Regions from separate parts of the Homo sapiens genome. Here region 2 is linked to region 1. Evidence: chromatin contacts called from ENCODE Hi-C or POLR2A ChIA-PET data. All regions are on one chromosome and are shown on one strand. Each heading gives the region's core, a stretch centred on a gene start or an enhancer-like site at or near the end of the contact. The rest is flanking DNA. Distances are from core to core; before and after follow the strand shown. Region 1 has its middle 30 kb from the start of AKIRIN2. Region 2 has its middle 30 kb from the start of AKIRIN2.

What was found. Hi-C counts contacts between places; a loop is a spot of excess contacts on that map. ChIA-PET counts read pairs that join two places held with the same protein, here RNA polymerase II (POLR2A). Pooled maps may share reads with other maps.
Region 2: a loop to region 1 is called in a map of gastrocnemius medialis, with 7 times the contacts of the local background. The contact joins two enhancer-like sites. A Hi-C loop is called at or near these places in 2 of 168 maps with a recorded cell type or tissue (astrocyte of the cerebellum and gastrocnemius medialis), 1 of 37 single-sample maps with no recorded cell type and 7 of 50 pooled maps. POLR2A ChIA-PET finds 5 or more read pairs at or near these places in 9 of 52 experiments (HepG2, PC-3, PC-9 and 6 more).

Annotation. Positions count from the first base shown.
Region 1 is chr6:87,669,492-87,674,482 of GRCh38, reverse strand. It overlaps a transcript of ORC3 not described here. Among named protein-coding and RNA genes, the nearest start is that of AKIRIN2, 30 kb to the left of the region's middle. RefSeq lists a silencer at 1,725-1,925. Within about 2 kb of position 2,627, at least 3 of the 41 ENCODE cell types and tissues checked have a DNase peak (open chromatin) inside an H3K27ac peak, as active enhancers do; they include gastrocnemius medialis, where a contact is called at or near this core.
Region 2 is chr6:87,729,835-87,734,825 of GRCh38, reverse strand. No RefSeq gene overlaps it. Among named protein-coding and RNA genes, the nearest start is that of AKIRIN2, 30 kb to the right of the region's middle. RefSeq lists an enhancer at 2,919-3,068. Within about 2 kb of position 2,290, at least 29 of the 41 ENCODE cell types and tissues checked have a DNase peak (open chromatin) inside an H3K27ac peak, as active enhancers do; they include gastrocnemius medialis, where a contact is called at or near this core.

The DNA.
Region 1 (4,991 bases), core at 1,378-3,877:
CTTTCCATACATGGTTTCTAGACATAGCTTTCTTATAATGAAGTAAGCAAAAACATGCTTCAGTGAATTCATTTGTTGAATTCTAGTAGCATATTTCCAAAATTTAAGACAATCTTAAATACACATTTATAACTGACCAAGTTAGAAGAAAAAGGAATTTTTTTTTTTTTTTTTTTTTTTGAGATAGAGTTTTGCTCTTGTTGCCCAAGCTGGAGTGCAGTGGCACGATCTCGGCTCACTGCAATCTCTGCCTCCCAGGTTCAAGCGATTCTCCTGCCTCAGCCTCCTGAGTTGCTGGCATTACAGGAATGTGCCACCACACCCGGCTAATTTTTTGTATTTTTAGTAGAGACAGGGTTTCACCATTTTGGCCAGGCTGGTCTCGAACTCCTGACCTCAGGTGATCTGCCCACCTCGGCCTTCCAAAATGCTGGCGTGAGCCACTGCGCCCAGCCAGACCTCTTTTATTTTTAGCTTTGGTAATTACATTTCACCAATTCTCTGTTTAAAACAAGCCTAGAAAGTGGTTTCACAAGGTGCCCAGGCAATTTATATGCCAATTAGTGGTTGAGAAACATTGGTATAGCACAGGGTAGCAATAAGGTGCATGATTCTATGCCCTTCCCCCCTACTTTTTTTTTTTGAGATGGAGTCTTGCTCTGTCACCAGGCTGGAGTGCAGTGCTGCCATCTCGGCTCACTGTAACCTCCGCCTCCCGGGTTCAAGTGATTCTCCTGCCTCAGCCTCCCGAGTAGCTGGGACTACCGGCATGCACCACCACGCCCAGCTAATTTTTGTATTTTTAGTAGAGACGGGGTTTCACCATGTTGGCCAGGATGGTCTCGATCTCTTGACCTCATGATCTGCCTGCCTCAGCCTCCCAAAGTGCTGTGATTACAGGCGTGAGCCACTGCGCCTGGCCAATTCTACCCCCTTTTAATGGTCTAGAACAGAGATTCTCAACTTCAGCACTACTGGCAGTTTGGGCCAGATCATTCTTTGTCGTGGTGGCTATTGCTGTGCATTATAGGATATTTAGCCACATCTCTGGCCTCTACCACTAGAGGCCAGTTAAACCCCCTCCCACAATTGTGATAACCAAAGTGTTTGCAGACATTGCCAAATGTCCCTGAGGGACAAAACAGTTCCCAGCTAAGAACCACTGGTTAGCAGGATAGCCTGTAGTCCCAGCTACTTGGGAGGCTGAAGCACGAGAATCGCTTGAACTCAGGAGGCAGAGGTTGCAGTGAGCTGAGATCATGCCACTGCACTCCAGTCTGGGTGACAGAGTGAGACTCTGTCTCAAAAAAAAAAAAAAAAAAAAAAAATTTTTTTTTTTTGCTCCACAGCCAAATTTCTGCATTATCACTTATGCAAAAGTCCTAGCTTATGGGCTACTCTGACTTTAGATGGGTCCGGTAGTTGATTAGTCCAAATAACCAACCACACATGATTTCAATAGATTATTTTAGCTACCTAGGGATTCTGAATTCCCCAAATCCCTGAAATTGCTTGTAATAAGTATCTACAGAATTGTGTTAATAGTCATCTTATTCTTCCAGTAAAAGGCAGTACTGATACAGTACTGTACTATGATGTGTTTAGTAAATCTTTAACAAGTGCACATAGGTATAAGCGTTTGTACTTTTGGAAAAATAGGCAATCTGAGAAAAATAAATATTGGAGGTTTAAACTACTAAAGCTGTCTTTGGCCTATGGCAAGCACTTGACACGACCCTAAAGAAAATGGTAGAAGGTTCTCAGGCTCTACCTATCCCCAGAGACTGCTTTAGACAATTGGTGGGAGGGGAGAACTTTTGGAATCTGTTTAATATGCTGCCTAGGTGATTTAAGCAGCTAGGGTTGGAAATGACTTGTTTTTGCCCTGTTTGGGTTCTCTTTACTCCTTTCAAACTCTTACAGTAATTGGTATTAAATGAATATTCTACAAAAGCACCCGAATAGTCTATGTCTACTCATGGATACATGGCTCCCACAATTCTCTTGCTCCTGCATTTGCCCCAGGTAAGGAGCACGAGATGCAAACCTATGTCTCAGGCAAAGATACAGCTCCAGCAGTCCTCTCCTCTCTCTACTGCATCTATTTTCTTTCTCTACTAAATCATTTCCAAAAGCATAATAAGCATGTTATTAAAAAATCTTTTGATCCTATATCCCTTGCTAGTGATTATTTTAGTGCTCCCCTTTATAAAAGCAAAACTCAGTTTTCTAAACTTCCTCCAGTTTATTACCCCTTCCTTTTTTTTCACCAACTTGTTTTATTAGGAAAAGAAATTCAAACAGAAAAGTTGACTTTCCCACTTAAAATACTTCCCTAATTTAACATCGAGTCCTTATTTCAGATTTTTCCATGTGTCTCTTTTTTAAATAGCTACCCTCATCCCCCAAACACGATTCAATTAAGATTCCTACTTTCTGGAAATACTAGGCCTGTTGTCTTGTTGAGTTTTTCTTTGTACTGTCATTAATTTTAACTTCTGATATCCCTTTGAACTTTCTGTAAACTGAAAGGTCTAAAGTTTTCGCAAGTTTCGGGTTAAACTTGTTGTGCAAGAGTGCAAGGTGATGCTATGGTCTCCATATTGCATCACAACAGTTACGGCTTTTCCAGGCTGTTAAGTTTGGACACTTGGTTAGGTCATCTGATAGGTGATTAGAGTTCGTCTCCTCTCTGTTACTCTTAGTAAAAGGCAGCAAAGATTTCCACATTGTTAAATCTAATCAGCAGCCAGCATTTGACCTTGAAGCACTCTTCAGTTGGCTTGCAAAATACTACACTTGCTTTGACGTTTCTCCTTTACTGGCTGCTCCTTCTCTGTCTTGCTGTTGGCCCAATCTTCATTTCCCTGCATTTTGCTAAAACATAGGTGTGCCCCCGAGCTTGACCTTGGGCTGCTTGCCTCCTCTCTTAGTACTCATCTTGGTGATCTCATCATAAGGACATCAGATTATATTAACGTCTTCATGTGACATCTTCAGTTAGGTATCTAGTAGACACCTCGAAATTTACGTCTAAAACTTACTTTTGCCTCTGAAATTTTTCCTCTCAGTCATCCTCAATCACTTAATGGCCACTCCATTCTTTGTTTCTAGGCAGAAATGGTCTTGCACTCCTCACATCCTTCATCTGATCTTAGTTCCACCTTAAAATATTAACATCTCTACTGCTATTACCCTAATCCAAGACACTATCATAGCTTGCTTGGATTATTTCTGTGGTTTCCTAACCGGTCTTTGTTTTGCCTCATTTTGTCTCCTCTCACCCATCCTATTCTACTCTCATAGCAACCAGACTGATCCTTTAAAAGTCTAAGTCTTGTTTAGATGGCTTCCTAAGTAAAAGTAAAACTTCACAAAGGTCTGTGGAGCCCTAAATTACCTGCACTCTACCCCACCTCATTCAATTCCTATTGAATTCCTCCTGCTCACTCTACCTTGTCCACATTGGCCACTTTTGCTGTTTTTCCAGCATAGGATTTTTGTTACTGCTAGTGTCTGCCTAGCATGCTCTTCTCCCACAAAACTTCATGGAAAATTTTTTCACCACTTTTGACTTTTTGCACAAACGTCATCTCAATGAAGCCTGCTCTGACCACTCTTTAAAATTGCAGCCTGACATCCTGGTGCTCTGCCCTGCTGCTTTCTTTGTTTTACTTCCTGTGCTAAACGCAGTGAAGGCAGGGTTCTTTGCTCACTGGCATACAGTGCCTGGCACATGGCACATGCTTGGTACTTTTTGAATGTATTTCACCCTACTTCGATTCAGGGTTTTCAGATCAGTATTTCATTAAATGAAAGATTTAGTAAGGCAGAATACTTCCTTTGTAAGATATTTTGGTAGAGGTTTCCTGAATTACAGAATGGACACAGAATTGAACTGGCATTTCATAGGCTGTCTTGAGGGTTTTGTGCTCCATTAATGATTACCACAAAGGAGCTTCATGTTTTAATTTTATAGCTCTTTTGTGTATTCATTGTGAAAATAGGGCAGTTTTCGACTGGGCACGGTGGTTCATGCCTGTAATCCCAGCACTTTGGGAAGCCTAGGTGGGTGGATCGCTTGAGCCCAGGAGTTCAAGACCAGCCTGGCCAACATGGCAAAACCCCATCTCTACTAAAAATACAAAAATTAGCTGGGCGTGGTGGCACACACCTGTGGTCCCAGCTACTTGGGAGGCCGAGGCAGGAGAATGGCTTGAACCCAGGAGGCAGAGGTTGCAGTGAGCCCAAATCGTGTCACTGCACTCTGGGTGACAGAGTGAAATTCTGTCTCGAAAAAGAAAATAGGGCAGTTGCCATCCTGCTACTTTCTTACATAATCTTTAGTGAGGAAAGTCAAAGTGGTTCAGGGCATGACATGCGTTTATGTTGGATAAATTCAACTTAGTGCCCAGCAGAGGAAAAGTAAGGCATGGCTACTTACTCTACTCAGTGAATCTGTGCCTTATATATGAATCTGCTGGTCTGTGTGAGGCCAGTTCCTCTGTACCTTACAGTGTAAAAAGCATCTTGCTGTATGAGTGTTGTTCAAAGTAATAGTTTCTAAACACTGACAATTTTATCTGGTGCTCATATGCATCATTTGAAACTACATTGTACGTAGTGATGGTGTCCTTGTATTGGAAGACCTTCCCTGTTGCCAACTTCCTTACCTTAAATAGATGGAAAAATCATTAAAATCACCTATTCTTTCCCTAGATTTGTACCAACCATTGTTTAAAAAATGAAACACATGGTTGGAGGCAAGACTAGAAGAAGAATGACTAGAATATTGCGAAAAAATATTGAGCTAATTGCTATGAAGGTAAATCATGGAATCTCAGTGACTTAACATGAGAAATTTATTCTTTGATCATATTCATTTGGTGGGCTGTGTTCCACACCCTCACTCAAAGACCCTTAGAATGACAGAGGCTCTGTCTTTAATACATGGATTCCAAGGTGTCAAGGCTTCTATTTGTCCAGTTGCT
Region 2 (4,991 bases), core at 1,041-3,540, 61 kb before region 1:
CCAGGCGTGGTGGTGTGTGCCTGTAATCCCAGCTACTCAGGAAGCTGAGACAGGAGAATTGCTTGAACCCGGAAGGTGGAGGTTGTAGTGAGCCAAGATCGTGCCATTGCACTCCAGCCTGGGAGACAGAGCAAGACTCTGTCCCAAAAATAATAATAATAATAATAATACAAAAATTAGCTGGGTGTGATGGCACGTGCCTGTAGTCCCAGCTACTTGGGAAGCTGAGGTGGGAGGATCACCTGAGCCCAGGAGGCAGAGGTTGCGGTGAGCATTGATTGCACCACCACACTCCAGCCTGGGTGACAGAGTGAGACCCGTCTCAAAAACAAAAACAACACATAGTCTGATGCTGGAATGCCCGTCAACCATAACTGGGGTACAAGATGTTTATTAGGGATCAACACCTGTGGAAGGCAGGGGAAGGAAGCAGGATTGGGCTGAAGCAATCAACCATCCTGGTTTGTATGCAACTGAGGGTTTACTGGGGCAAGGAATGCTAAAATCGGGAGATGACTGAGTAAACTGGGACAGTGGTCACTCTCGTTGAGGAAACTGGTTATAAAGCCTGTGAAGGAGGATCTAAACAGTGAGGATCTGGACAGTGCATCTCTGTGTCTAACGAAAGCACCAGTTTGTGCCTGGGTTTTCTTATCTGCAAAATGGCAACAATAATGGTAAATGCCTGACTGCATTGTTGTGAAGGTTAAATAAGTTGCCATGTGTAAAGTGATTAGAGCAGTGCCCACACAGTAAGCTCCTAAGTATTAGCTATCTTGCCAGATCAAGTGTCCTCCTGTCAGATCCTGAAATTCTTGATCTTTGGTCTCCTTTGTCAAACCACCACACTAGTGTTCATCATTACCTCAGTCTGGTTGTAATGTACAACCAGACTGATTAAATTTGGATTCATGCTGGTTTCTTGATTACAGCCAAAACACTGGGGTAAGAGGGTCTTCCATTTCCCTCTCACTCCCATATTTTGACTGATTCAGGAGACCCCCTCAACTCCTTGTGCTATCCTATTTCTATTATTGAATAATGGAAAGAATTAAGTGAGGAGAAAAGTGACACAGAAGTAAGGGCAGAAGAAATAATTTTTATTTATTTTATTTTATTTTTTGAGACCAAGTCTTGCTCTGACACCCAGGCTGGAGTGCAGTGGCACAATCTTGGCTCACTACAACCTCTGCCTCCCGGGTTCAAGCGATTCTCCTGCCTCAGCCTCATGAGTAGCTGGGATTACAGGCACGTGCCACCACACCCTGTTAAGTTTTGTATTTTTAGTAGAGATGGGGTTTCACCATGTTGGCCAGGCTGGTCTTGAACTCTTGGCCTCAAGTGACCCACCTGCCTTGGCCTCCCAAAGTGCTGGGATTACAGGTGTGAGCCACCACGCCTGGCCCTATTTATTTTCATTTTTATTTTGGAGATAAGGTCTTGCTCTGTCACCCAGGCTGAAGTTCAGTGGCACATTTGTAGGTCACTATAGCCTTGAACTTCTAGGCTCAAGCAATCCTCACACCTCAGCCTCCCAAGTAGCTAGGGCTACAGACTCACACCACCACACCCAGCTAATTTTTAAAATTTCTTGTAGAGCTGTTTTTAAATTTTTTGTAGAGATGGGGTCTTGCTGTGTTGCCCAGGCTGGTCTTGAACTTCTGGCCTCAAGTGGTCCTCCTGCCTCAGCCTCCCAAAGTGTTGGGATTACAAGTGTGAGCCACTGTGCCTAGCTGATTTTTTTTTTTTTTTTTTTTTTGAGACAGAGATTCGCTCTTGTTGCCCAGGCTGGAGTGCCTGGCATGATCTCAGCTCACCGCACCCTCTGCCTCCCGGGTTCAAGCAATTCTCCTGCCTCAGCCTCCCAAGTAGCTGGGATTACAGGCATGTGCCACCACGCCTGGCTAACTTTGTATTTTTAGTAGAGACAGGGATTCTCCATGTTGGTCAGGCTGGTCTCGAACTCCCAACCTCGGGTGATCCGGACGCCTTGGCCTCTCAAAGTGCTGGGATTACAGGTGTGAGCCACAGCACCCAGCCTGAATTTTTAAGTTAAAAGTAGCTTTCAAAAAAAAAAAAAATTAAGTATGAGACTTTGGAAGCCAGAGGGGGATGCATAAAAGGCAGAGTGACTAAAGATCATTTTTAGCCTGGGTAACTTTTGTGATTATGAAGCTGATGAAATAAATGATCCTCACTCTGACTTCTGTTTTCTCCAAAATAAACCATGTTGTGTAATTCCATCAGGTGATCACTGGTTGCTTGTTCCTCCATTCTGAAGAAGCTAAAGCTACTAAAAGTCATGTGAATCACTTTATGAGCAAGAGCAGGAAAGAGCACTAGGTTAAAATTTGGAGTATGACATTTTCAGTATGAGAATACTTCCCTCCCCAAAGAGTTGGACACAAATTACTTTTTATAGCAGCCCTTGGCTTTTCATTTAGCCAGGAGGGAAGTATGAGGTAGCAGGGCTCCACACCCTTTTACCTGGATGACATCCCTCTGTGTCATTTAAACAGATGCTACTTAGAATAAGGAGGTGGGTTATTTACTCTCTATTCTCATCACCTGAACTAAAGCAAGCACGCAAACAAGCCAAGCAAAAGAGCAATCTTAGAAGTCATTTTTTAAAATGCCTAGACCTCTTTTGGCTTGTTCTTCTGTTGAATTCCAAGCATTATTTGTCTAGGTTCCCTTGCCTGAACTGTTGGCAGCAGAGGTGCAATTTTATCCTTGAAGTAGGGTGTTCCGCGGGCACTGAGCCAATGCAGTTGGCTCATTCACTTCCTTCCCTGCTATGTTTCTTCAGGGCTTTCTACATGTCAGAAACCTATTACGCAATGATTCAGAAGAGGATACAGGAAGTATTGTTCCTACTGTAACATTGGCTGCTCACCTCTCTCTAGCCCAAACTGGTTTACTTCACCAAGGAAGCCACAGAGTTTTCTTCATTTCAATTCCTTTCTGATTTCACAGTTACCCATGATGGAAATCTGAAGTAGAAAGGACTTCGGCCAGGTGCAGTGGGCTCATCCCTGAATCCTAGCACTTTGGGAGGCCAAAGTGAGATGATCGCTTGAGCTGAGGAGTGTGAGACCAACCTGGGCAACACAAGGAGATCCCTGTCATTACAAAAAAATAAAAAAAATTAGCCGGGCATGGTGACACACACCTATGGTCCTAGATACCAGGCTGCTGAGGTGGGAGGATCACTTAGACCCAGGAGGCTGAGGCTGCAGTGAGCTGAAATCATGCTACTGCACTGTAGCCTGGGCGACAGAGTGAGACCCTATCTCAAAAAAAAAAAAAAAAAAAAAAAAAGGCAAAAAAGAAAATGCAAGGTGGCTCACACCTGTAATCCCAGCAGTAGTTTGGGAGGATGAGGTGGGTGGATTACTTGAGCCCATAAGTTTGACACCAGCCTGGGCAACATGGTGAAACCTCATTTCTACTAAAAAATACAAAAAAAAAAGCTGGGCATGGTGATGCACACCTGTAGTCCCAGCCACTCAGGAGGCTGAGGTAGGAGGATCACCTGAGTCCAGGAGGTCAAGGCTACAGTAAGCCATGATTGCACCACTGCACTCCAGCCTGGGCCACAGAGTGTGACCCTGTCTCAAAAAAGAAAGAATAATTTGAAAAAGAAAAAGTAAAAAAAAAAAAAAAAAAAAGAAGGACTTCCATGTCCACTTTGTGGGGAAAGTGATTAGGACTTTTGCAGCTTCTGATGGAGAGCCTGGGCTGTCTGTCATGCAGGGCAGGGCTGCTTGTCTGATTTCCACTACCCATGCTGCTGAACTTCTTTTGCGCGGGGGGCCCGGCTAAGCCCTGTCCTAAGGACAGGCACATTCACGTGTTTCCCTTGTGGAGGTGTTGGTGTGCATCACTGCATCCTTTCTCACTCTTCTGGTTCTTCTCAAGAACCAGAGCACACAATTCCTGTCCTAAAATCTTATGATTTGAGGCACCTGGCCCAGGTTAGGGATGCCTACTCTGCATCTCTTTCCAGGAATCATGCAGACACCTTGATCTCAGAGCCCACCCAACTGTGTGAACCATTCCCAGGAAGCCTAAAGATCCTGTTTCTTTGTAATGAGCCAGACCTGCCTGTCCTTACAGGCATCTCCACACAGGCTCAGGGTTCTGATCAGAACAGTAATGGGGCAAAGGGGACCTGCACTGGAAATGTGTGTGCACAATCATGACAGAGGATGGTCTCTGCGCAGAAAGCCTGCCAGAAACCAGAGGGAAGAGAAAGAGAGAGCTGCAGGTTCAGACTTCTCCCTTCTATCATGCGACTCAAAGATCCTCTTACCAGCTGGAGGGGTGCCCAGCCCAGCTTCTCATTCAAGGACACAGGAGATAAAATGACTGGGTTGGTGTTTAAGCAGATGATTCACTCACCTTTTTATAGTCAGGAGGACGCAGGAAAGTTTTATTCTTTCCATACATTTTGTACTTTATCCTTACATTCTATTGATTAAAATGAGAAAAATGAAAAAGAAAGCGCAATATCTGGGAAAATTCTTTCATATGCTGCAGACTCAAATTTATTGTATCCCCATAAACCAAAATCATCTTATCTCAGAACTGCTTGAGCTTTATAATTAATGCATTGTTAAGGTTTCACATTGACTATACCTGTACCATGAGACTTCTTATATCCTACAAAGATGATTGGATAGATTCAATATCTTTTTCCCTCACTACCTCTTTTTTTCACTCTCCACTTTCAATATAACCACTGCTAAATGATCTGACAATCGATTTCATATACATAAAAACATGGTGCTTAGTTCCATGTTTTTATGTATATGAAACTCTGGGGTGTAGGGGAAGAAGACGTGTAAGAAGGTATTCTGGCAAAGACACGCTGTGTCAGTTCCCTCTGGATGTTTTGTAAAACTGGTTGTGAGAAAATATAAGAGAGGGTAGACACTGCATGACAGTGATGGAAACAGGCATTGATGAAGGAACCATCTCCCTGAAAG